5 separate regions of the Homo sapiens genome follow, and all the other regions are linked to region 5. The links are chromatin contacts, found by Hi-C or POLR2A ChIA-PET in ENCODE. All regions are on one chromosome and are shown on one strand. Each heading gives the region's core, a stretch centred on a gene start or an enhancer-like site at or near the end of the contact. The rest is flanking DNA. Distances are from core to core; before and after follow the strand shown.

Region 1 (4,257 bases), core at 709-3,208, 610 kb before region 5:
AAAACTCCAAGTGCAGAGAAGCCTAGTGGTACTTGGTGGGGGAAACAAAAGTTGTTCCAGGTATAATAGTTCCTGAAGTCAACACTCTATCATGGCAAGACACCAGGCACTCAAATTCCAAGTCATGAACTTACCTTTTCCTTGTTTTGAGGATTACATTGTGTTGGGCGACAGCTCTTTTAGGCTTCTGGGAAGTAAGGTATACATTCTGGAGTAACTTCCAAAGAAAAAGGTGAAAGCATACGCGGAACTTTTGAGCCTTGAAAAAGTTCAGCGAGTCATTCTTGAAAAGTCCTTTTTTTAAACAAAGGGGGTTTCAGTCACCTCACATTTGCATAGCAGTTTCTCTCTTGTCAAAGCCTTTCACATTCACTTATTTTAATTCTTACAGCACTCAAGGAAGAGTGTGGAGTTGGGGGTCGGGGGTTGGGTGCAGAGCAGTGTTAACATCCTTCTGTAAGAGAAACGGAGGCTTTTGAGAGGCCAGGCGTGGCGGCTCATGCCTGTCATCCCGGCACCTTGGAAGGAGGATCCATTTGGGTCCAGGAGTTCCCGGCACTTTGGAAGGAGGATCATTTGGGTCCAGGAGTTCAAGACCAGCCTGGGCAACATGGGGGAAACCCTGTCTCTACAAAAAAAAAAAAAAAAAAAAAAAAAAAGCTGGGCGTGGTGGTGTGCCCTGGTAGTCCTAGCTACTCAGGGTGCTTGAGGCAGGAGGATTGCTTGAGCCCAGGAGGCGCAGGATGCAGTTAACCGTGATCGCGCCACTGCACTCCAGCCTGGGCGACAGAGCAAGACTCTGTCTTGGAAAACAAACAAACAACAAATACAATAAATTAAAAAAATTAGTTGGGTGTGGTGGCACACAGCTGTAGTCCCAGCTACTCAAGAGGCTGTGGCAGGAGGATCCCTTGAGACCAGGAGTTCAAGACCAGCCTGGGCAATGTTATGAGACACGCCACCCGCCCAGTCTTTACAGAGAATAAAAAAGTTATCTGGGTGTGATGGTGCACACCTATAGTCCCAACAATTCAGGAGGCTGAGATGGGAGGATCGCTTGAGACACGGGAGTTGGAGGCTGCCGTAAGCCGAGATCGGGCTAGTACACTGCAGCTGGGGCAACAGAGTGAGACCCTGCTTCAAAAAAATAAATAAATAGGGGCCGGGCGCGGTGGCTCACGCCTGTAATCCCAGCACTTTGGGAGGGCGAGACAGGCGGATCACTTGAGTGGTCAGGAGTTCTAGACCAGCCTGGCCAACAAAAATAAGCCAAACGTGGTGGTGTGTGCTTGTAATCTCAGCTACTCGGGAGGCCAAGGCATGAGAATCACTTGAATCCGGGAGGCGGAGGCTGCAGTGAGCCGAGATCGCGCCACTGGACTGCAACCTGGGGGACAGAGCAACACTCTGTCTCAATAATTAAATAAATAATTAAAAAAATAAAGAGGCTCCTGAGAGTCAACTTATTTGCCTGAGCCACTTATTTCACACATCCCAGGACGCCTGATGAAGGGTTCTGGATTTTATTGTCTCCTGTCATCCAGGCGGGCTTCCTGGAGGAAACCGGACCGCCAGGGAGGCCGCGGCCTCGGTCCCAGAGGTCGCGCGTCGCGGGGCCGGGGGAGGTGGGGGAGAGGAGGCCGCTCTGGGGCCGATCCCGCCCGCAGCTGGGGGCCCCCGTCACGTGACCAGCCGGGCGCCCAGGTCACGTGTCGGGGCGGGGAGGGGGGGGGCTGTCGGGGGCGACGGGCGTCCGGGCAGTGGCGCGCGCGGCACGCGAGCAGCGCACGAGGAGAGGTGGCGCGGGCCGGAGCCGCGGAGGGAGGCGGCGGCGGCGGCGGCGGCGGCGGCGGCGGCGGCGGCGGCGGCGGCGGCGGCGGCGGCGGCGGCGGCGGTGGAAGGGGCGGCCCCGCGGCCCCGCGTCCGCGTCACGTGGTGCGAGGCGGGCAGCCATCTTGCTACAAACACAAACACAGAGGAGCGGCCGCCGCGGGAGCGCCAGCGCCCCCTCCCCCGCTGCTAGCCGCCGTCGCCGTCCCCGGCCCCCGCCCGCCGCGCGCCGCCCACGCCCCGGGACCGGACCCTCGCGCCGCCCGCGGTAAGCGCCCAGTGGCCCCGCGGCCCCCGGCCCGCAGCCCAGCCCCGGGGCAGGCCCGCCCCCGACGCCGCGGCGGCCGCGCCGAGCCCGCGAGCTAGAGAAGCGCCGGAGCCAGCGCGCGGGCCGCCAGCGAGGACCCTCCCCCGTCTCCTCCCCGAGGCCGCCGCAGCCCGGTGCGTCCTCCCGCTCTCCCGCCCGCTCCGGCCCATCCCCGCCGCCGGGACCCTCCCCCAGAGCCGGCCAGCCTCGGGGAGGCCCCGGGAGGCCGGCGCCCGGCTTAGGGGGCGACCGCTCGCCCCCCTCGCACCTGGCGCCCCTCCCTGAAGGGCACGCCGTCCTCCCGGGCCGGCGCGCTGCCTTCCACCCCCGCGCTCCTAACGGTCGCCCCCGGGCCCCTGCCAAGCCCTGCCCTGGGCCGCCTGGGGGCCCCCGACCCTAGCGTCCTAGGGTGGCCGGGCCCCGCGCTTCCCGGAGTTCTCCCCAGCGCGCCTTTGGGTTCCCCTCGGAACGAGCTGGGCCTTGCGGTTCCCCAGGTCCAAGCGTTCCACGACTTTGGCCAACATGGAAGCCTTGCCCTCCACCCAGGCACCTCGCCTGGGTCCTCCTCACCTCTGTTTCCTTTCGCTCCGGCGATCTTAGTGCTGGGTCATTGGGGTCTCCTTCTTCCCAGTTGCTCGGCCGCGGGAAATACCTTCCTTAGCAGAGACTGCTTGTCCTCCCCGTCCCAGGCCAGGCCCTTCTCAGCTCATGCCCCTCCGTGCAGCAGCTCCCTGGCCACAGCTCTCACACTTTGCCTTAAAAAAAAAAAAAAACAAAAAAATTTCCGAGTAACTTTTTAAAAGCCCCTCGTCTCTCTTCTCTGTTATACAGTCATTACTCGCATTCCCGGTCAGACTCCAGGTCTGTTGCATCCTAGTGCTAGGAACTAGGAGATGCTACATAAAGACTTGTTAGCTGGATTGGATTTTTTTTTTCCAGCCACCCAAGCCTTACTTCCCTCCTGCCTCTCAAAGTGTCGTTCTGGAAGATCGTCAGCTTTCCCACCCTCTTGTGCACTGCCTCTTCGAGTCTATATAGAAGTTTCAATTTAGAACCCCGCCAACCCCTCGCCTTTGGCATGGAAACACCATCGGTGGTACCAGTAAGGGTCTCTCCTTTGCTGCCGACATGGGGGATTTGGGGTTCTTTCTCCTTCCCATCTTTCCTGTGCCCTTTGCAGACCTAGGCTAGCCACCCTCCACCAGGCTAGCCAGCTCCAATCTGATTTTCTTAGATTGTAGGTCTTGGTCCCCCAGCGGTCTGTCGTGCCATTGGGAAGGATTTGAGGGTAGACCTGGCCTTGGTGTCCCTGCCATTGCCTGGGGACCAGGGGCCCTGAGGGTCCCACGTGGTGGTTAGTCAAGTGGACCATGTGCTTAAACTTCTGGACTAGCTTTTTCTGCTGTTGGACACATCAGTCTTGTGTTCGTGATCTGATGCGTTAGCCCTAACTTTTACATCTGCTATTGGAATTTGGGAATTAAAGAAAAATAGCCCACTTTAGAGGAGAGAAGATGAGAGGAGGAGGCTAGATGAAGGATGTTGAAAGTCTAACAAATGTAAAATGGCTTCAAACTCACAGAATAATGCTTGCGAGTTTGGGATGGTTACTGCTACCGTGCGCACCTCCAGTCTTGCATAGTGTCAAGGATGTCGGGGCACGCTGTCGGAGCAGCTTCCTCCTTCTTTTCCCTGGCTGGAGCCCAAGGCTGGGCAAGTGGGCAAAAGGGATCACAGGAGGTAAAGAGTGAAAATCCTTTGAAAACTGTTAACTTGTAGACAATTGCCAAGCGGTGGTGTGATTTGCTGGGATGGCTCAGAGAGGAGAGAGCTGGGATAACCGACCAGCCGCGAAGAATGCGGGTTTGCATCTCTTTTTTAAGCCTCAGCGTCCTCACCCTACCACGCTTGGAGAATCTCCATCCTGAGAAAGGGCCAGGTCCCCTCCAGCAGGCCTGGGGCTGGGCGGTTGTTCCAGTGTTGAGGAATTGGGGACTGTGCTTCTGTTTAAGTGGCTCTGTTCTGTGCCAAGGCACAGTGCTCTGTGTTGGAGCTAATTTTAGGGGTGATGGAGTGAGGAGATAATGTTCTTAGCTGAATGTGCACTGGGACCGCCTGTT
Region 2 (4,345 bases), core at 1-2,500, 590 kb before region 5:
GACATTTCCCCTCCTTGTAAGTTCAGCTTTCTACGCCAGTGCCAAGGGGTGACCCTCAAAATCGGGGGATGGGGGGTGCGGGCAGAACTCCTTACTCTACCCAACCCCCAGGCCCGCACAAAGCCTCTTCCACCTACTAGCAGCCCAGGCCTGGCGGCACCGCCGGAGGCCCAGGGCAGAAGGAAGCACGGCTGGAGGAAGAAACTGGGGGCGGGGGCGACGTTCTCAGCCCTCGGTCCCCATCACCCCCCAGGGCCCTCAGCAGCCCCCAGACTCTAGGGATATAGCAGCCGGCGCTCCATAGAGAAATGAGGGTGCAACCGCCTCCGCAGGTCTGGCGGGGCTCAGGAGAGTGACGGGAGGGTCCCTGGATCTGGCAGCTGGAAGGCGCGGGCTGGTGCGGCGCTGCGAAGCGCAGTGGGCCTGGCCCTCCAGCCCCTACGACCTCCATTTTGCCTAAAAGAAAGCTGGGCGGGGGGCGGGCGCCTGGGAGCTGGGCTTGGGGTGAGGATCTGTAAAGGGAATAGGGCGCCGAGGGCTCCAGTTTCGGCGAGTGGGGCCAGAAACCACGGGCAGCACCCAAATCGTGGGTAGGGTGGAGACGAAAGGAAGGGTGGCGCGCGGCCTTGCCTGCTTCTCCCCGATTTTGGAGTTGTGCAAGGCGAGGGCCGGCAGGGGTGCGACAGTGGAGGACACGAGGGGTGCTCCCCGGGGGCAGGCGGGAGGGTGGCGGTGGGGAAAGGGGGCGGGGCGGGGCCTAGAGGAAGCCCGGAATTTAGCCCCCCAACTTCCGAGGGAGCAAGAGGCAGTCGGGGCTGGGCTGGGGTCTGGGGTCGGGCAAAAACTTCGCTGATGGTGCGGGGAAGCGCACGCACGGTGGGGGGCGAGGGTTCCCCAGTTCCCCTTCCGGGTTTGGGAGCGACCGGGCAAGAGGGGAAGGGAGCGGAGGTCTGGGGAGTTACGTCCGCTCCCAGGAGGCCAGCCCCGGGAGACCGAAGGAAGAGAGGTTCCCCTGGGGGAAATTGGGGCTGGGGGGCGAGAGGACTCCTTTTGCCAGCGAAGGTACCTGTGGCGGTGGGACTCTGCGGCGGAGGTCGCTGGCGGTGCGCGGGCGGCGCTGTCTTCCTCCGCGGCGGAGGCGGCGGCGGCGGCGGCGGCGGCGGCGGCGGCGGCGCGGATGGATTTCCTCAGTGGCCCCAGCCCCGCCGCCAGCGCTGCCTCCCCAGAGCGGAGGGATCCCGCCCGCCAGTGACGCGGCTGCCGCCGCCGCGCCCAGGACCCGGCTGGGCGAGACCAACTGCCTCGCACTTGGGGGAAGCCAGGAGACAAAACCCCACCGAGGGAGCAAAGACGGGCCCAGTCGCTCCCAAGGTTCTCACCCTACGCTTTGTGGACGCAAACCGTACTCAAAGGGTTTGCTTCACGGAAAGGAGTAAGACATCCCCCCTCTGGGACTGGAGGAGGTGGTACTGGCATATGAGGAGGGTGAGACCGCTCGCTGGTCACGTGATCAGCCTCCCGCCCCGCCTGGAATGGGTGGCTCCAGACTGGGAAGGGGAGTTCGACGCCCCAGTTCCCGGTTGGGCCACGCCCCGGCCCTGAGGAGGCCACGCCCCTCACCAGGGGGCGGAGCTAAAGAGACCTGGACGGGGCCGGCCTCGAGGCTGCTGGAAGAAGAAGCGCGATTCCGAGAAAGTCCCCGAGCGGGAGTGGGTAGGGGCTGATGCGGGCGCCCCGGGAATGCCATGAGAAGGGTCGTGTCCAGGCATTTCCTCAGCCTCGCCCACTGGGCCTTTGTAGACCCCCTTTCAGGGCTTGCCACTGAAATAACAACTCATTTATTGAGAGCCACACTTTTTTTTTTTGAGACGGAGTCTCTCTCTGTCGCCCAGGCTGGAGTGCTATCTCAACTCACTGCAACCTCCGCCGCCCGGGTGCAAGCGATTCTCCTGCCTCAGCCTCCTGAGTAGCTGGGACTACAGGCGTGTGCCACCACACCCGGCTAATTTTTTGTATTTTTAGTAGAGACGGGGTTTCACGGTGTTAGCCAGGATGGTCTCCATCTCCTGACCTCGTGATCTGCCTGTCTCGGCCTCCCAAAGTGCTGGGATTACAGGCGTGAGCCACCGCGCCTGGCCCGACACTTATTTTTTAATTGGAGTACAGTGACGCGATTGTAGGTCACTGCCACCTCAATCTCCTCGGCTCAAGTGATCTTCCTGCCTCAGCCTCCCTAGTACCTGGGACCACAGGCGTGCCCCAGCCACCATGCCCAGCTAATTTTTAAATTTTTGGTAGAGGTGGGGTCTTGCTATGCTGCCCAGGCTGACATATGTTAAGTCTCACAATACTGGGAAATTAAGTGCTAACATTCTCCCCATTTTCTTTTCTTTTCTTTTTTTTTTTTTTGGAGACAGGGTCTCACTCTGTCGCCCAGGCTGAAGTGCAGTGGCATGATCTCGGCTCACTGCAACCTCCGCCTCCTGGGTTCAGGCGATTCTCCTGCCTCAGCCTCTGGAGTAGGTGGGATTACAGGCGCCCGCCACCATGCCCAGCTAATTTTTTTTTGTATTTTTAGTAGAGACGAGGTTTCACCATGTCGGCCAGGCTGGTCTCAAACTCCTGACCTCAGGTGATGTGCCCGTCTCGGCCTCCCAAAGTGCTGGGATTACAGGCGTGAGCCACCGCGCCCAGCCTTCTCCCCATTTTCTAATAGTGGAAAGAGACCTGAGGCTGCAGAGTTTAGATATGAACCCAGGCAGCCAAAACTTTACTGTACATTCCAGTTTATCTGTATGAGCCTCTAGATGAACCCCTTCCTCCAGGGACCTTGCCTGTAAAGGGACAAGAACGTAGGTCTAGGCCTCAGTTTCCACATCTGTTAAATGGGGATGTTGACAGCATCTGCCCTCCAAGTCCCGGATTCTTACTGAGAACCCCATCGATTGTGGAAATGCTTTGGGAAGTTCAAGGCAACGAATAGCCTTCACTGAGTCCTTGTAATTTGAAAGTATCAAAACACGCAGCCATAAGAAAGAACGAGATGGGGCTCACGCCTGTAATCCTAGCACTGTGAGAGGCCGAGGCGGGTGGATCACTTGAGGTCAGGAGTTTGAGACAAGCCTGGCCAATATGGTGAAACCCCGTCTCTGCTAAAAATACAAACATTAGCTGGGCGTGGTGGCACACACCTGTAATCCCAGCTACTCAGGAGGCTGAGGCAGGAGAATTGCTTGAACCCGGGAGGCGGAGGTTGCAGTGAGCCAAAATCACACCACTCACTGCACTCCGGCCTGGGCAACAGAGCAAGACTTTGACTCAAGAAGAAGAAAGAAAGACAAAAGAAGAAAAAGTAAAAGAAAGAAAAGGAGGGAAGGAAGGGAAGGAAAGAAAAAAAGAAAGGAAAGAGAAAGGAAGAGAGAAAAAAGAAGAAATCATGTCCTTTGCAGCAACATGGATGCAGAAAAGAGAGAGAGAGAGAAAGAGAAAGAAAAGAGAGAAGGAAGGAAGGGAAAGAAAGAAAGAAGAAACAAAAGAAAAGAAAAGAAGAAGAAATCGTGTCCTTTGCAGTAACATGGATGCAGCTAGAGGCTTTTATCCTAAGTGGATAAATTTCTGCAGGAACAGAAAACCAAACACTGCATGTTCTCACTTATAAGTAGGAGCTAAACACTGGGTACTCATGAACATAAAGATGGGAACAATAGACACGGGGGATTACTAGAGGGGGGAAGGGTTGAAAAACTACCTATTGGGTACTGTACCCCAGGTGACGGGATCAATTGTACCCCAAACTTCAGCATCACAAGATATACCCATGTACATGGGTACATTCATGTGCACATGAGTCAGAATCTAAAAAGATGAAATTATATTTTAAAAAGTATCAAAACATACTCTTCATTTAGTCTCTGTGAAAGACATTACAAATCACTTTTCAAAAACAATTGTTTTTTCTTTTTTCTTTTTTTTTTTTTTCTGAAATGGAGTCTTGCTCTGTCACCCAGAGCTGGAGTGCAATGGCACAATCTCGGCTTACTGCAACCTCTGCCTCTTGGGTTCAAGCGATTCTCCTGTCTCAGCCTCCCGAGTAGCTGGGATTATAGGAGCATGCCACCAGGCCTGGCTAATTTTTGCATTTTTAGCAGAGATGGGGTTTCATGTTGGCCAGGTTGGTCTTGAACTCCTGACCTCGTGATCTGCCCGCCTCGGCCTCCCAAAGTGCTGGGATTACAGATGTCAGCCACCGTGCCCAGCCTACAATTGTTTTTTCCAAATCGAATATGTTATGAACATAGTAGTTGTCTTTGTAATGGGTACACACACTCACACACACAGAATGATC
Region 3 (4,275 bases), core at 674-3,173, 640 kb after region 5:
ACCATGTAAAGTTGTGGGACAGGCAGGAAAAAAAAAAAAAAAAAAATATATATATATATATATATGCCAGGTGCAGTGGCTCATGCCTATAATCCCAGTACTTCCGAAGGCCGAGGTAAAAGGATCACTTGAGCCCAGGAGTTCAAGACCAACCCTGGGAAACATGATGAAATAGTGTCTCTACCAAGAAATACACACAAAAAAATTTGCCAGGCGTGTTGGTGCATGCCTGTGGTCCCAGCTACTTGGGAGACTGAGGTGGGAGGATTGCTGGAGCCTGGGAAGTCGAGGCTGCATTGAGCCATGATTGCGTCACTGCACCCAGCCTGGGCGACAGAGGGGCCCCTGTCTCAAAAGCAAACAAACAACAACAACAAAAACACATAAAGGGACAGACTCAGAGGTCACATGTGCATGAGAAGGTGTGACCGCCTGAGGGGAGTGAGGCTGCTGGGAGCGGTGGGAGACCCCGCTGGTAGTTGTGGGCGACAGCACACAACACTGGAGAGCTTGCCCGCCTCTGCTATGCACTGAGTGATTGTCAGCAAGTCCCTTCCCCCGCTTGGGTCTCAGTTTCCCCATCTGTGGATTGAACTCAGTGACTTCCACAAGCCCCCAAACTTTAAGGTTATAGCATTAGATTTCAAGTATGTCCAGATAGGAAAGAAGACACAAAGAAAACTACTGGTTTCTTTTAAAGTACAAGATATCCCACCGAGTAGGAGGTGGGAAGCCAGGAGCCACCATATGAAGGGGAGCAGTGAAGGGAGTTCAGGCCAAGGGTCCACACCAGCTGCTGGGTGTGATGAATAACTCAGAGTTGGGGTCCAGAAAAAAGTAGGGACGGGCCAAAAACTAGGGATGAGCTCCCAGGAGAGTGAGTCCTAGAAGGGAGTTTGAGAGTCTAGCTGGGGTCTCCTACAGAAAGGTGGTCCTTCCCTCAGCACATCTCCTCCAACCGCCTAGTTTTGATGAAATCAAGAAGAGACGCTCAACGTAGCGGGTGTGATATCCTAGTACTCTCCTGCAGTTGGGAGAGTGTTGAGGGAGAGTTCCAATCCAGGATAACCCACCCTTATTCAAGAATTAAGCGAACAGACAAGGTCTACCCTCCTACAGATTACCTTTGAACAGCCGCAGAGGGCCAAAGATCCGAGGCAGTGAACTCCTGAGTCCGAGTGAGGGTAAAAGGAGTCCCCAGACGGTGGAAATGGGGGCCTGGGAGTCAGGAGTCCTGAAACCAAGGGGAGCGTCCCGGGATCCAGAAGAGGAGGTCTCAGGATGGAGTGGGAAGAGTCTCGGGACCACAGATGAGGGAGTTCGGTAACTAAAGGGGAGGATCCCAGGACCCGGAGGAGGTGGGAGGGACTCTCAAGACCTAGAGGGAGGAGTCCTGCGACCAAAGGGGAGGGGTCCCAGGATCCAGAGGAAGCCGGGGGAGGTCTCAGGACCGAGGCGAGGGAGTCCCGGGATCACAGAGGAGCGGGTCCCGGGTTCGAGTCGCTCTTGCCCTCCCGCCCGGGCCCCGCGCTCACTGTCCATGCCGGGGAAGGGCAGCGGCTGCGCCCCCAGCTGCTGCTCCACCGCGATCTCCAAGTCAAACTTGATGTGGTCCACGCTGGCGATGATTTCCTGCATGGCGGCGGCGGCGGCCCCACCGGCCCGGCTCCCCCTCGGTCTCCTGCAGCCTTCTCGCCTTTACCCGCCGCCGGCCCCGCCGCACACACTCCTCCTTCGCTTCGCCTCGCCGCCGCCGCCGCCGCCGCCCGAGGGATGCCGGGAGCGCCCGGAGCCCGCGCCGGCCCTTGCGCCTGTCCAGGCACTGCCAATCGAGACTCCGCCGTTCCGCTAGTCCCAGCTAGCCGCCAGCCGAACACCGGCCTCGCCAGAAACCTGAAACCAGCCGCGTGAGTCGGCGACGCGGATTGCGCCTGCGCGCTTGGGGAGAGGGGGACCCGAGGAAGAGACTGGTTCGCCGCGGGGACCGGGCAGGGCTCCCCGTCGGAGTGCACTGCGCCGGACACTTCAAGTGAGTTCCTGTGTGATCCTCGCAGGAGCCCCGGGACCCGGGCCAAGACACGCCAGAGGGGAAGGAAGTGCCCGAGCCGGGATTGGAGCCGGGGGCGTCTGAGGAGGGAAACTGAGGCTGCAGAAGTCCGTGTGGAGAGGGGTCGGCGTTGGCCTGAGGGTCCGGGTGGGCCTCTGAGGAGGGGCGGGTCTCTCCGAGGAAGGACGGCCGCAGCGTGTCTCTAATTCAGGGTTTTTTCTCGCTCTGTGGCCCAGGCTGGAGTACAGGGGTACGATCATAGCTCACTGCAGTCAACTTCTCAGACTCAAGCGATCCTCCCACCTCAGCCTCCCGAGTAGCTGGAACTACAGACGCTGCACCACCACACTTGGCTAATTTTTAAAATTTTATTTTTAATTTTTGTAGAGACGGCGGGGTTGGGGGGGCGGGTGGCGGGTCTTGCTATGTTGCCCAGGCTGGTCTCGAACTCCTGGCCCCAAGCCCAAAGCGATCCTCCTGCCTGGGCCTCCCAAAGTGCTGGAATTGCAGGCATGAGCCACTATACAGCCTAATTCAGGGTTTTTTTTAACCAGGGTGGGGTAATGAGCTTGTGTAGGAACAAAATGCACCCCTATTTTTCTCTATGTGAAGTATAGCATTTCCTTTCCTGATTGCTGGAGCAGCCTTAGCAGTGCCTGAAACTGTGAGGGTGAGTGTAAATGATAGTTCCAGATAACAGTTTGTGCAGGGCCAGGCATGGTGGCTCACACCTGTAACCTCAGCACTTTGGGAGTCTGAGGCGAGAGGATCACGTGAGGTCAGGAGTTCGAGACCAGCCTGGACAGGATGGCAAAACCCCGTCCCTACTGAAAATATAAAAATTGGCCTGGAGTAGTGGCGCGTTCCTGTAATCCCAGCTACTTGGGAGGCTGAGGCATGAGCATGGCTTAAACCCGGGAGGCAGAGGTTGCATTGAGCCGAGATTGTACCACCCCACTCCAGCCTGGTGACAGAGTGAGACGCAAAAAAACCCAGTTTGTGCAGCAACTACAAGGTGGTATCTTAAGCTGTCACTTACATTTATTACTGCTTTGAAATTATGATAGAGTCGGCCGGGCGCGGTGGCTCACGGCTGTAATCCCAGCACTTCGGGAGGCCGAGGCGGGCGGATCACAAGGTCAAAAGATCCAGACCATCCTGGCCAACATGGTGAAACCCTGTCTCTACTAAAAATACAAAAATTAGCTGGGCTTGGTGGCATGCGTCTGTAGTCCCAGCTCCAGGGGAGGCTGAGGCAGGAGAATCGCTTGAATCCGGGAGGCGGAAATTGCAGTGAGCCGAGGTCACGCCTGAGGACAGAGTGAGAGACTGTCTCAAAAAAAAAAAAAGAAAAGAAAAGAAATTATGATAGGGTCTTGTTATTTCATGCATTGAAAATAAGCATCTATACTAGTATAGCAGAAATTTGTTTTTAAAGCATTTTGATGCCATTTCAATATCATTGCTTTTTGTTTTGTAATTCTGTGTATTGTAATTAATGCACGTAAGGCAGGGCATGGAGGCTTACGCCTGCAATCCCAACACTTTGGGAGGCCAAGGCTGGAGGATTGCTTGAGGCCAGGAGTTCTAGACCAGCCTGGCAACATAGGGAGACTCCATCTCTACAAAAAAATACAAAAAATTAGACAGGTATGGTGGTGTGCACCAGTAGTGCTAGTTAATTGAGAGGCTGAGGTAGGAGGATCACTTGAGCCCAGGAGTTGGAGGTTGCAGTGATTGTGCATTTGCACTCCACTGTGCCATCGCACTCCAGCCTGGGCAACATGAAGACCCCATTCCACAAAAAAGAAAATTACATAAACACCATGCTTGTAAGAAGGAGTGGCAGGGCTTGCCAGATGCAGAATGATAAAGGCCCCCTGCACTAGTTTCACAAAAGGTGCTGGTCAGGACAATCATCAATGCGTTACATGGACCTGAGTTCAAAGCCAGCCCAGCCCAAGCTGGCCAGTCTCACCCACTGCACTGCTGCAGGACCCCAGCAAGTCTCTCCCCTTGCTGGGCCTAGTTTTTTGTTTGTTGTTGTTGTTGTTGTTTTGAGATGGAGTCTTGCTCTGTCGCTCAGGCTGGAGTGCAATGGCGCGATCTTGGCTCACTGCAACCTCTGCCTCCCACGTTCAAGTGATTCTCCTGCCTCAGCCTCCCAAGTAGCTGGGATTACAGGGGCACGCTGTCACGCCCAGCTAATTTTTATATTTTCGGCAGAG
Region 4 (4,324 bases), core at 1,323-3,822, 940 kb after region 5:
AGTGCAGTGGCACAATCTCGCCTCACTGCAACCTCTGCCTCCCGAGTTTAAGTGATTTTTGTGCCTCAGCCTCCCGAGTAGCTGGGACTACAGGTGCACACCACCACACCCAGTTAACTTTTGTATTTTTAGTTGACAGGGTTTCACCATGTTAGCCAGGCTGGTCTCGAACTCCTGCTCGCAGGTAATCCCCCCACCTCAGCCTCCTAAAGTGCTGGGATTACAGGCATGAACCACCATGCCCGGCCTCCGCAAATGCATTTTTGACATATTTTCAACATATTATGGGTTTATCAGAATGTAACCCCATTGTACATCAAGGAGCATCTGTACTTGTTAATGAATGAACAAAATGCCTTTCAGAAACCTCCAGAAGCAACCTCCTGACTCAAAGATTAAGGAAACAGTCAAGCCAACGAAGAACCAGCCGTCGGGGCGGGGAGAAAAACAACAAAATTAAGCAATGAAAGGTTTCCAGGTCAGGAACACCTGGGGATAAGAACAGGAGCCTGCACCCAGGTAAGCAGAGAGTGATGTCTGGTTTTGTTTAGAGAGGAGACTCTTTGAATAGGGGGGAAATACTAACGGGATTGGCAGAAGAATGGGGATTACTTGGGAGCATTAGAGACTGGATGGATTAATTCAGACCCAGGCATTCACTCTCTGTGACAATCATCTACAAATGGAAACAGCTGGATTGTGGCTCTACTGCTATTGCTTAAACATTGCTTATATTCTTGGGTCTTTCTTGAGGATAACTGAAAGAGCCGCAAGGTGCCATAGAAATGACCTAGGACCATCCTTTTATTTGACAGATGTGATGCCTTGAATCCTGCCCAGGAGAGACTCTGCTTTCACTAGGGTCATCCGAGGCAGGCAGGCAGGCAGGCAGGCGGGCAGGCAGGCAGGTATGTCTAGGCGCTCTAGGTAGAAGGCTCTGTTCCGAAGACTGTGACCTTAGGACAGGCACAAGGCTGCAGGGGATGGTAGCAATGGCCCAGAGCCTACTTTCCTTGGGACACACACACACACACACACACACACAGTATTAAAAGAATTTGTTCAAGTTGATTGATGAAGAATCAAATAAAAATAAAAAAGAACTTGTACATGAAAATGGGTAGTGGGGTCTGGGAGCGGTGGCTTAGGCCTGAAATCCCAGCACTTTGGGAGGCTGAAGCGGGCAGATCACCTGAGCTCAGAAGTTTGAGACCAGCCTGGCCAAAACAGCGAAACCCCATCTCTACCAAAAATACAAAAATTAGCTGGGTGTGGTGGCTAACGCCTGTAATCCCAGCTATACAGGAGGCTGAGACACGAGAATCACTTGAACCTGGGAGGTGGAGGTTGCAGTGAGCCAAGACCGTGCCACTGCACTCCAGCCTGGGTGACAGAGTGAGACCCTGTCTCAAAAAACAACAACAACAACAACAAGGTAGTGGGTAAAAAACAAGTTTGATAAACCTAGTTTTCCCTCTTTCTAATAATACCAGTTTATTTCTATAACATGCTAACAGAGAGGAGTTTGTTTGCTGGAGAAAGCGCATAATGAGCTTTTTCTGTGTGTGTGTGTGTGTGTGTGTGTGTGTGTTTTGAGACAGTGTCTAGCTCTGTCACCCAGGCTGTAGTGCAGTGGCCTGATCATAGCTCACTGCAGCCATGAACTCTGGGGCTCAAGTGATCCTCCCACCTCAGCCTCCCAGTACCTGGGACTACAGGCGCGCACCACCATGCCCAGCTAATTTTTGTATTTTTTGTAGAGATGGAGTCTCCCTATGTTGCCCAGGCTGGCCTCAAAGTCCTGGGCTCAAGTGATCCGCCCGCCTCGGCCTCCCAAAGTGCTGGGATTACAGGCTACAGCCACCGTACCCAGCCATGAGCTTTTGGTTCTAACCTGCAACCCCGGGAGAAGGGGAAATTTAGCAGAAGACATGGGAACACAAACCACAATGCCACTTTCTTGTTTGGTAAAATTGTATGCAGAATGGATAATAACAAACATCCGCCTCTCAACTTTATCCCTCCCTCTCATCTCGTTTTCCTTGTCCGTATATGGCACTTCTGCGATTCTGGCAACTTTGTTATGGGTCAGTGGAGCACACCCGTTGCACAGAACACACCTAAGGGCTTTGTCTCTTTGAGAAGTCCCTCCCTTGAACTTGCACGATCGAAAGCTCTTAACTGAAAAAAACTGGTATTGCACGCCTGTGTGCAAGGAGCTTGGTGTGGACACAGCCCACGGTTTCATGCAAACCACTCTTCAGTCACTCAGGAGCCCAGAGCCTCGCAGAGACAGGGGTCAAGACAGAGGGCGACCGCGCGCTGGGTCCCGGGGCCAGCTCTGCTCTCCCTTCCCGGGCTCGGGGCCAGACCCTCCCACCCACCGACCACAGGAAGGGTGAAGACCCCAACCCGCGGGATCCGGGCCCCGCGCGCCCGAGGCAGGCGTGCGGGCGACGTAGCAGCGCACCCCGCCCCGCCCCAGCGTACGTGGCGGGGGCGCGCACGCACGCAGGCGCGGGGGCGCGCAGGGCCGGGCCGGCACGGCGGCGGGCGCGCGCGCGGCTCGGAGAGGCGGCGGCAGCGGCGGAAGCGGCGAGGGCGGCGGGCGTCCGGCTCTGAGGTGGTGGAGGCGGCGGAGGCGGCGGCGGAGGCGGCGGCGGCTCGGGACTGGGCTCGGCTGGAAGCAGCGAGGGTCAGAGCGCCGCAGCAAGCGCCGATCTCCCGGCTCGACCATCCGCCTGCCGCCCGGACGCCTGGGCCGCGGAGTTTGTGTCCCGGCTCGGACCCCGGCGCCCAGCCCGGAGCCGTAACCTTGAGGCGGCGGCGGCGGGGCCGGGCCGGGCCGGGCTGGGGGGCGGTGGCGCTGGATCCGCGGCTGCCCGATCGTTGGCGGGAGATGTCGAACCCCGGGACACGCAGGAACGGCTCCAGCATCAAGATCCGTCTGACAGGTACGGCCGGCGGGAGGCCCACCCGCGCCCCGGCGCCCCCTCGCCCGCCCCGGAATTCCCCGCAGGGCGCCCTTGGAAGCGGCCCTCCCCCACGCCGGCCGTTGTCCCAGGACCTCGTCACCCCCTTCGGCGTGCGCCCCTCGCTTCTCCCTCCTGGCCCCGCCCCCTCGCCGTTGCCCGGCCCCGCCCCCTGGCCGCTCGCGCCCCCTCGGTCTCGCGTTCCCTCCCGTTCCCCCGCACCTGCCCCCTCGCATCTCCGTCCTGGCCCCGCCCCTCTCATTTCCATTCATGGCCACGCCCCTTGCATCTCCTTCCCTGGCCCCGCCCCTCGCTTCTCTTTTCCTGGCCCCGCCCCTTGCATCTCCTTCCAGGCCCTTTCCCCTCACCTCTCCCCGGCTCGGCCCCTTGCCTCTCGCTTCCCTTCCTCTCCCTAGCACCTGACCCCTCGCTTCTCCCCCCAGGCCCCGCCCCCTTGCCTTTCACCTCCATCCCTGTGGTCCTTTCTCTTCCCCACCTTTCCTCCCCAAACCTGACCCCGCCCATCTCTCTGGCCCCACCCCCTCGCTCCTCTCTGCTCCCGCCTCCTAACTTTCTGTCCCCGCCCCCTCGCTTCTCCCTGCGTCCAGCTCCCTCGCTTCTCTCTGGTCCCGCCTCCTCACTTCTTTCCTAGCCTGGGCCCTCACTTCTTCCTGGTCCCGCCTCCTCACTTCTTTCCTAGCATCGGCCCTCACTTCTTCCTGGTCCCGCCCCCTTGCTTCTCTCCTTTTTTTCTCCTCCGCCGTTTTTACCCCCTCCCTCCTTCTCCTCGCTTCCCATCCTCTCCGCCCACCTGCCCCCTCGCTTTTCCCTCCTGGCCTTGCCTCTGTTCCCCTGGTCCCATCCCTCACTTCTCACCACTTTCCCATCATCTCTCTTGCTTTCCTGTTTTCCCTCCCACCTGCTCCCTCCCCTCATCCTCCTGGTCTTTCCCACCACTTCCAAGCTATTTTGCTACCTCCCCTTCCACTTGCCCCCTTGCTTCTCCCCTCCTGCCCCCACCCACCCTCTTCTCACTCCCCCATCCTCTTTCGTTTCTCCCTCACCCCCCCACACCGTCCTCCTCCCTTCTTCCCCTAGCCCCGCCCCTCACTTTCAAGCCCCGCCCTCATTCCTGCCTAGCCCCGCCCCCTCGCTGCTGTCTGGCGAGGCCTCCACCCTTTCTTTCCTTCAGCCTGAAATTCCTCAATCCTATCTTGTAGCTGCTCCCAGTCCTGCTCTCTTCACTTCCCCCTGGTCCAGCCCTCTTCAGTCTCAGTCTGGGCCACTTCCTGTCTCTTAGGCCAGACCGCTAGCTACTTTTAACTCTGCTTCTTCAATTTTTACCTTTTCTG
Region 5 (4,519 bases), core at 374-2,873:
GTGAAACCTTGTCTCTACTAAAAATACACACAAATTAGCCGGGTATGGTATCACACGCCTGTAGTCCCAGCTACTTGGGAGGCTGAGGCACGAGAATCAGCCTGGGTGACAAGAGTGAGACTCCCTCTCAACAACAACAACAACAAAAAAAAAAAAAAAAAAAGGAAAAAGAATAAAAGAAACACATGTCAAAGGAAATCCAGCATAGAGTAATTTATTGCAAAAGGAAAATAGTATTTTGAAAGTTAAGTGCAGAGTAGACAGTACACCCTGGGAGAGAGAGAGATAGAGAGAGAGTTAGTTCAGGGAGGGCTGCTCCTAAGGATGAAACAGCAAAGGCTGGCTCTAGAGAGACCCCCTTTGTAAGGGGTCTTACACGATTATTCATAAGGGGGTGGGAGAAGTGTTACTAGTAAGTATGTTCTGGGTGGTCCTCTAGGTGCACATGCGCAGTGGGTGTACAGGCTTGTTCATACATTGCATGTTTCATTAGCATCTTAAATTTCCACCCAGGGGCGTGTTTTTTACCAAGATAATGAGCAAAGGGTCAGTTTGAGGACAGGTGAAATCAAAATGCGCATGCTCCCTACAGGGGAAAGTCCCTACTGGAGAGCGCTCAGCTTGAATGAGCTCAATTACAATGCGAATGCTGGGGCTTACTGTGTTGACTGCGGTCACCACGGTTGCCGCGTCTCCAGGACACGGTCACTTCCTTGACTATCCCCGCCTCGCTTCCACCTGTAGCTTCCTTTTTTTTTTTTTTGAGACAGTCTCACTCTGTGGCCAGCCTGGAGTACAGTGGTGCGATGTCGGCTCACTGCAACCTCCGCCTCCTGGGTTCAAGCGATTCTCCTGTCTCAGCCTCCAGAGTAGCTGGGATTACAGGCGTCTGCCACCACGCCCGGGTAATTTTTTTGTATTTTTAGTCGAGACGGGGTTTCGCCATGTTGGCCAGGCTGGTCTCGAACTCCTGACCTCAGGTGATCCGCCCGCCTCGGCCTCCTAAAGTGCTGGGATTACAGGCGTGAGCCTCCGCGCCCGGCCGGTAAGCTTCCTCTTCTCTGCTCTCATCACCTGTACACGGGTTTTTTCCTCATGTCAACTCTGTGATGGACTGGAATGTTTTCTTCAGATGTGGGTAATTTAAAGGGGGCATTTTTACAAGAAACAAAAAAAACTCGGTTTGTTCGGAGGCAAGTTTTAAATCAGGGTTCATTTTTTAATATTGATGAATCCTTCAATAATTGTATGTTTACTGCTGCCCTTCGCGAGCCAGCCTGAGAAGCGCGGGCTCGACATCCCCGCGCGCCCCCGCCGCCCGCCCCCAAGGCCGGCGACGCTGGAGCACATGTCCTGAGGCCCAGGACCGTGGTCGGCCGCTTTCGCACATTCGTGGCCAGCAGAGGGCGCAGCCGGCCAGCCCCCGCAGCGAAAGATCCCCGAGTGCCGCGTCAGCGATCGCGCTCCTTGCCCTCGCCGCCTGCCAGCCGCCCTGAGTCAGCAAACCACAGAGAGGCGAGGACCTCCCATTTTCCTAGACAGAACAAGTGGGCGTTGGGGGTACGGGTGAGTGGCAAGAACAACCGACCCGGAAGCGAAACGAGGGGGAACTTCCGTTCTTTGTTCTGTCCCCGGTGTGTGGGTCTGTGACAGGGTCCAACAGGGCCTGGTCCGTGTCCGGTCCCCCAAATCTGTCGTCCCTGCCCCCAGGGTGAGTCCACGCGTCCCCGGGTCTCGCGGTGAGACGGAGGCTGTGGTCGCCGGGGAAGGGGGTGGTGTCTGTGCCACTGCGGCCCGCAGGGTCCCCCGGCCGGCCCGGAGCAGGGTTCGGGGAGGCGCCCCTCCGTCCCCTGCAGCCCGTCCTCTACTCCGCTTCCCCAGGGATCCCCCTAGCCTAGCGGGATCCTGCGTAGGGGTTAGTAATGGGGCTCCGGTTCTGGTTTTGTGACTTTAACGGCGACCCAGCTGGAGCGTTTAAAAGTTTCAGCAGAGCGGTAGGGGCGCCTCTCTCTTGAAAGCAGCTAATGACAGCGACCCTAACTTGGTATTTCTCCCAGACGTTTTTATTTGATGTTAACACAGTTATTCGCGCCCGTGGCAGGAGAGGAAGTTTATTTTTACGCAGCTGGGTCCAAGGATCAGAGAAATTCTGCTAAGCGTACGCAGTTAGCACGAGGGCTGGGAGTGGGTGCAGACGCCGATTCCAGGGGTAATCCTGCTGGAGCCCAGTGCATCGCGTGATACACCTGGCTCAGGCTCCGTTTTCAGTTGTATTAGATTCCTGGTTTGATCCTCTCTCCGGAAGTGGGATTGAATCCACATCGGTGTTTACACTCTGAAGGGCTTTTGTAAACTCCAGGAGAAGATAGCAGAGTGATGAACCTGAAACCGATGGGCTAATTAGAGGAACGAGCGTATTATTTTCTCCAGAAAAGACATCTGTGGAGAGTGGGCATCATTTGATTATACGTGTTTGATGGACAGTCGGGTGGAAGGAGAAGATTCTGTTATTGAAGCTCTTTTTTTAAAAAAATTAATTTTTATTTATTTTTGAGACTGTCTCTGGAGTGCAGTGGCGCGATCTCGGCTCACTGCAACCTCCGCCTCCCGGTTCAAGCGCTTCTCCTGCTTCAGCCTCCCGAGTGGTTGGGACTACAGGCGCCCGCCACCACCTCCGGCGAATTTTTTGTATTTTTAGTAGAGACGGGGTTCCGCCCTTTTGGCCAGGCTGGTCTGCAACTCCTGGCCTCAAGTGATCCACCTGCCTTGGCCTCCCAAAGTGTTGGGATTACAGGCGTTAGCCACCGCGCCCGGCCTTTTTTTTTTTTTTCCTTTTAAAATGTTTGTGTGTGTATTAAGGTCTTGCTCTGTTGCCCCCGGCTGGAGTGCCGTGGTGCCATCATGGCTCACCATAGCCTGGAACTCCTGGGCTCAAGTAATCCTCCCACCTCAGCCTCCTAAAGTGCTGGGGTTACAGGCGTGAGCCACTGCAGGTCGCCAGTCATTGAATTTCTGTGATGCACTAGGTCTCTGTGCGGTGAAGGTCCAAGGAGATAGATTTTCAGCGAATCACCTGAAGACTTCTAATGGCTCAGCTGTGCAATGTGGATCCCCTGCTGAAGTAGTTCGGAGCACAGTGTCTAGCAAGTTAGCTGACAGAACGTTAGAACTTTCTTACCCTGGGTGGAGGTGGACCTGAGAACCTACCATTCCCTTTCATCTCTCCACGGGTGCAACGCAAATACTAGTTGTGGTGGTGGTCTTAATTGGTATTTATTAGCATATAATAAGTATTCTCTTTTTTTTCCTTTTCTTTAAATGTCTTGATTAGAAATGAAGTTTAGGCTGGACTCGGTGGCTCATGCCTGTAATCCCAGCACTTTGGGAGGCTGAGGTGGGAGAATCACTTGAGGCCAGGAGATTGAGACCAGCCTGAGCAACACAGTGAGGCTGCATTTCTACAAAAAGAATTTTAAAAAACTCAGCCAGATGTGGCAGTGCACACCTTTAGTCCCAGCTCCTTGGGAGGCTGAGCTGGGAGGATCACTTGAACTTAGGAGTTTGAGTCTGGAGTGAGCTCAAACTCACTGCACTCCAGCCTGAGCAGCAGAGTCAGACCCTGTCTCATGGAAAAAAAAAGACGTTTGCATGAATATTTTAAATTCCTTTTTTTCCCCTTAATCACACAGCATTGGCATCAACAAAAGTCAGAATTCCCGGGAACTTGAACAGAGGCTGCTAAATTCCCAGTAATTGCTCCTTTGGCCTTCTAGGGACTGACTTCAAAGAAGGAAGGAAAGAATCAGGCAGGTAAAGCTTTCCGTGTCTTGTTCTTACTGCCAGGCCATCTATCTCGGTCCCCACGGGCAGCACCAGGGAGTGAGGCTGGCAACAGAGCAGGGGAAGGGCCCTGTCTGGACCTGAAGCCATGGGGGCACAATGGAGAGTTTTCTTTCTGTGAGAAACGCTGTTTACTGATCTGGACACTGGGTGCTTGTTCTCAACAATATGCCTTTGAGTTCCAGCTTCACTTAACCCAGCTGTGAGAGGGAGCTGTTGCCTTTTTCTCTGGAGTCAGACCTTTGACCTGCCTTTCTAGGAGTTTGTACTGAAAGCTGACTTGTTGAGGGCGTCAGCTCATAAATAGCTCCGGAGATTGTAAAGGTGGTTGATAAGAGGATATGATGGTTGGCTCTGAGACACCATTGAAGGGACCCTGCTAGGAGGGCGATGGTGGCAAGAAGGTGTGTCACCTTGATTGCCAGTGGCCTGGCTTGTGCCTGAGTCAGTGCTTTCCACTGTGTAAGGGCTCTGGTATTGGACATTCTATATCCCCTGCTACCCGAAGACCAGAGTTGCCCAAACTTGCGACTGACTTTCAAACAGGACCCCTCTTCCTTTGTTCTTTTTTTTTCTTTTATTCTCTCAAACATTCTCTTATCCATTCCTCTTCCTTTGATGCCTTATGTGAGTGTAACAGTCTGTAATTATGAAGCACATACTTTTTGCATTCCCGATT

Evidence for each region. A loop is a pair of places that touch in the nucleus more often than their neighbours do. ChIA-PET counts read pairs that join two places held with the same protein, here RNA polymerase II (POLR2A). Pooled maps may share reads with other maps.
Region 1: a pooled map shows a loop between it and region 5 (6-fold over the local background). The contact joins the promoter of GIGYF1 here to the promoter of ZNF3 in region 5. A Hi-C loop is called at or near these places in 3 of 37 single-sample maps with no recorded cell type and 4 of 50 pooled maps. POLR2A ChIA-PET finds 5 or more read pairs at or near these places in 1 of 52 experiments (H1).
Region 2: a loop to region 5 is called in a map of B cell, with 4 times the contacts of the local background. The contact joins the promoter of GNB2 here to the promoter of ZNF3 in region 5. A Hi-C loop is called at or near these places in 1 of 168 maps with a recorded cell type or tissue (B cell), 3 of 37 single-sample maps with no recorded cell type and 11 of 50 pooled maps. POLR2A ChIA-PET finds 5 or more read pairs at or near these places in 3 of 52 experiments (A673, OCI-LY7 and RWPE1).
Region 3: a pooled map shows a loop between it and region 5 (15-fold over the local background). The contact joins the promoter of PTCD1 here to the promoter of ZNF3 in region 5. A Hi-C loop is called at or near these places in 10 of 50 pooled maps. POLR2A ChIA-PET finds 5 or more read pairs at or near these places in 2 of 52 experiments (H1 and activated T-cell).
Region 4: a loop to region 5 is called in a map of CD4-positive, alpha-beta T cell, with 6 times the contacts of the local background. The contact joins the promoter of SMURF1 here to the promoter of ZNF3 in region 5. A Hi-C loop is called at or near these places in 1 of 168 maps with a recorded cell type or tissue (CD4-positive, alpha-beta T cell), 1 of 37 single-sample maps with no recorded cell type and 8 of 50 pooled maps.

Annotation. Positions count from the first base shown.
Region 1 is chr7:100,691,951-100,696,207 of GRCh38, reverse strand. GIGYF1 (GRB10 interacting GYF protein 1) reads left to right here and starts at 1,958. Exons shown (of 27, transcript NM_001375765.1): 1 at 1,958-2,098. RefSeq lists an enhancer at 49-852, silencers at 1,540-1,699, 2,140-2,239, 2,410-2,529 and a cis regulatory region at 1,391-2,884.
Region 2 is chr7:100,670,645-100,674,989 of GRCh38, reverse strand. It overlaps GNB2 (G protein subunit beta 2), which reads right to left and starts at 1,250. Exons shown (of 10, transcript NM_005273.4): 1 at 1,067-1,250. RefSeq lists enhancers at 151-230, 431-640 and silencers at 1,071-1,250, 1,501-1,580, 1,591-1,720.
Region 3 is chr7:99,436,446-99,440,720 of GRCh38, reverse strand. PTCD1 (pentatricopeptide repeat domain 1) reads left to right here and starts at 1,923. Exons shown (of 8, transcript NM_015545.4): 1 at 1,923-2,029. All of the region lies in intron 2 of ATP5MF-PTCD1 (ATP5MF-PTCD1 readthrough), which reads left to right. CPSF4 (cleavage and polyadenylation specific factor 4) reads right to left here and starts at 1,778. Exons shown (of 8, transcript NM_006693.4): 1 at 1,536-1,778. The coding sequence starts at 1,638. RefSeq lists a silencer at 1,484-1,783 and enhancers at 2,044-2,333, 3,630-4,155.
Region 4 is chr7:99,142,356-99,146,679 of GRCh38, reverse strand. SMURF1 (SMAD specific E3 ubiquitin protein ligase 1) reads left to right here and starts at 2,572. Exons shown (of 18, transcript NM_181349.3): 1 at 2,572-2,954. The coding sequence starts at 2,900. It also overlaps a transcript of KPNA7 not described here. RefSeq lists silencers at 2,311-2,810, 2,951-3,280, 3,341-3,390.
Region 5 is chr7:100,078,827-100,083,345 of GRCh38, reverse strand. It overlaps ZNF3 (zinc finger protein 3), which reads left to right and starts at 1,623. Exons shown (of 6, transcript NM_032924.5): 1 at 1,623-1,711; 2 at 3,690-3,810. RefSeq lists a silencer at 1,215-1,294 and enhancers at 397-1,378, 1,535-1,684.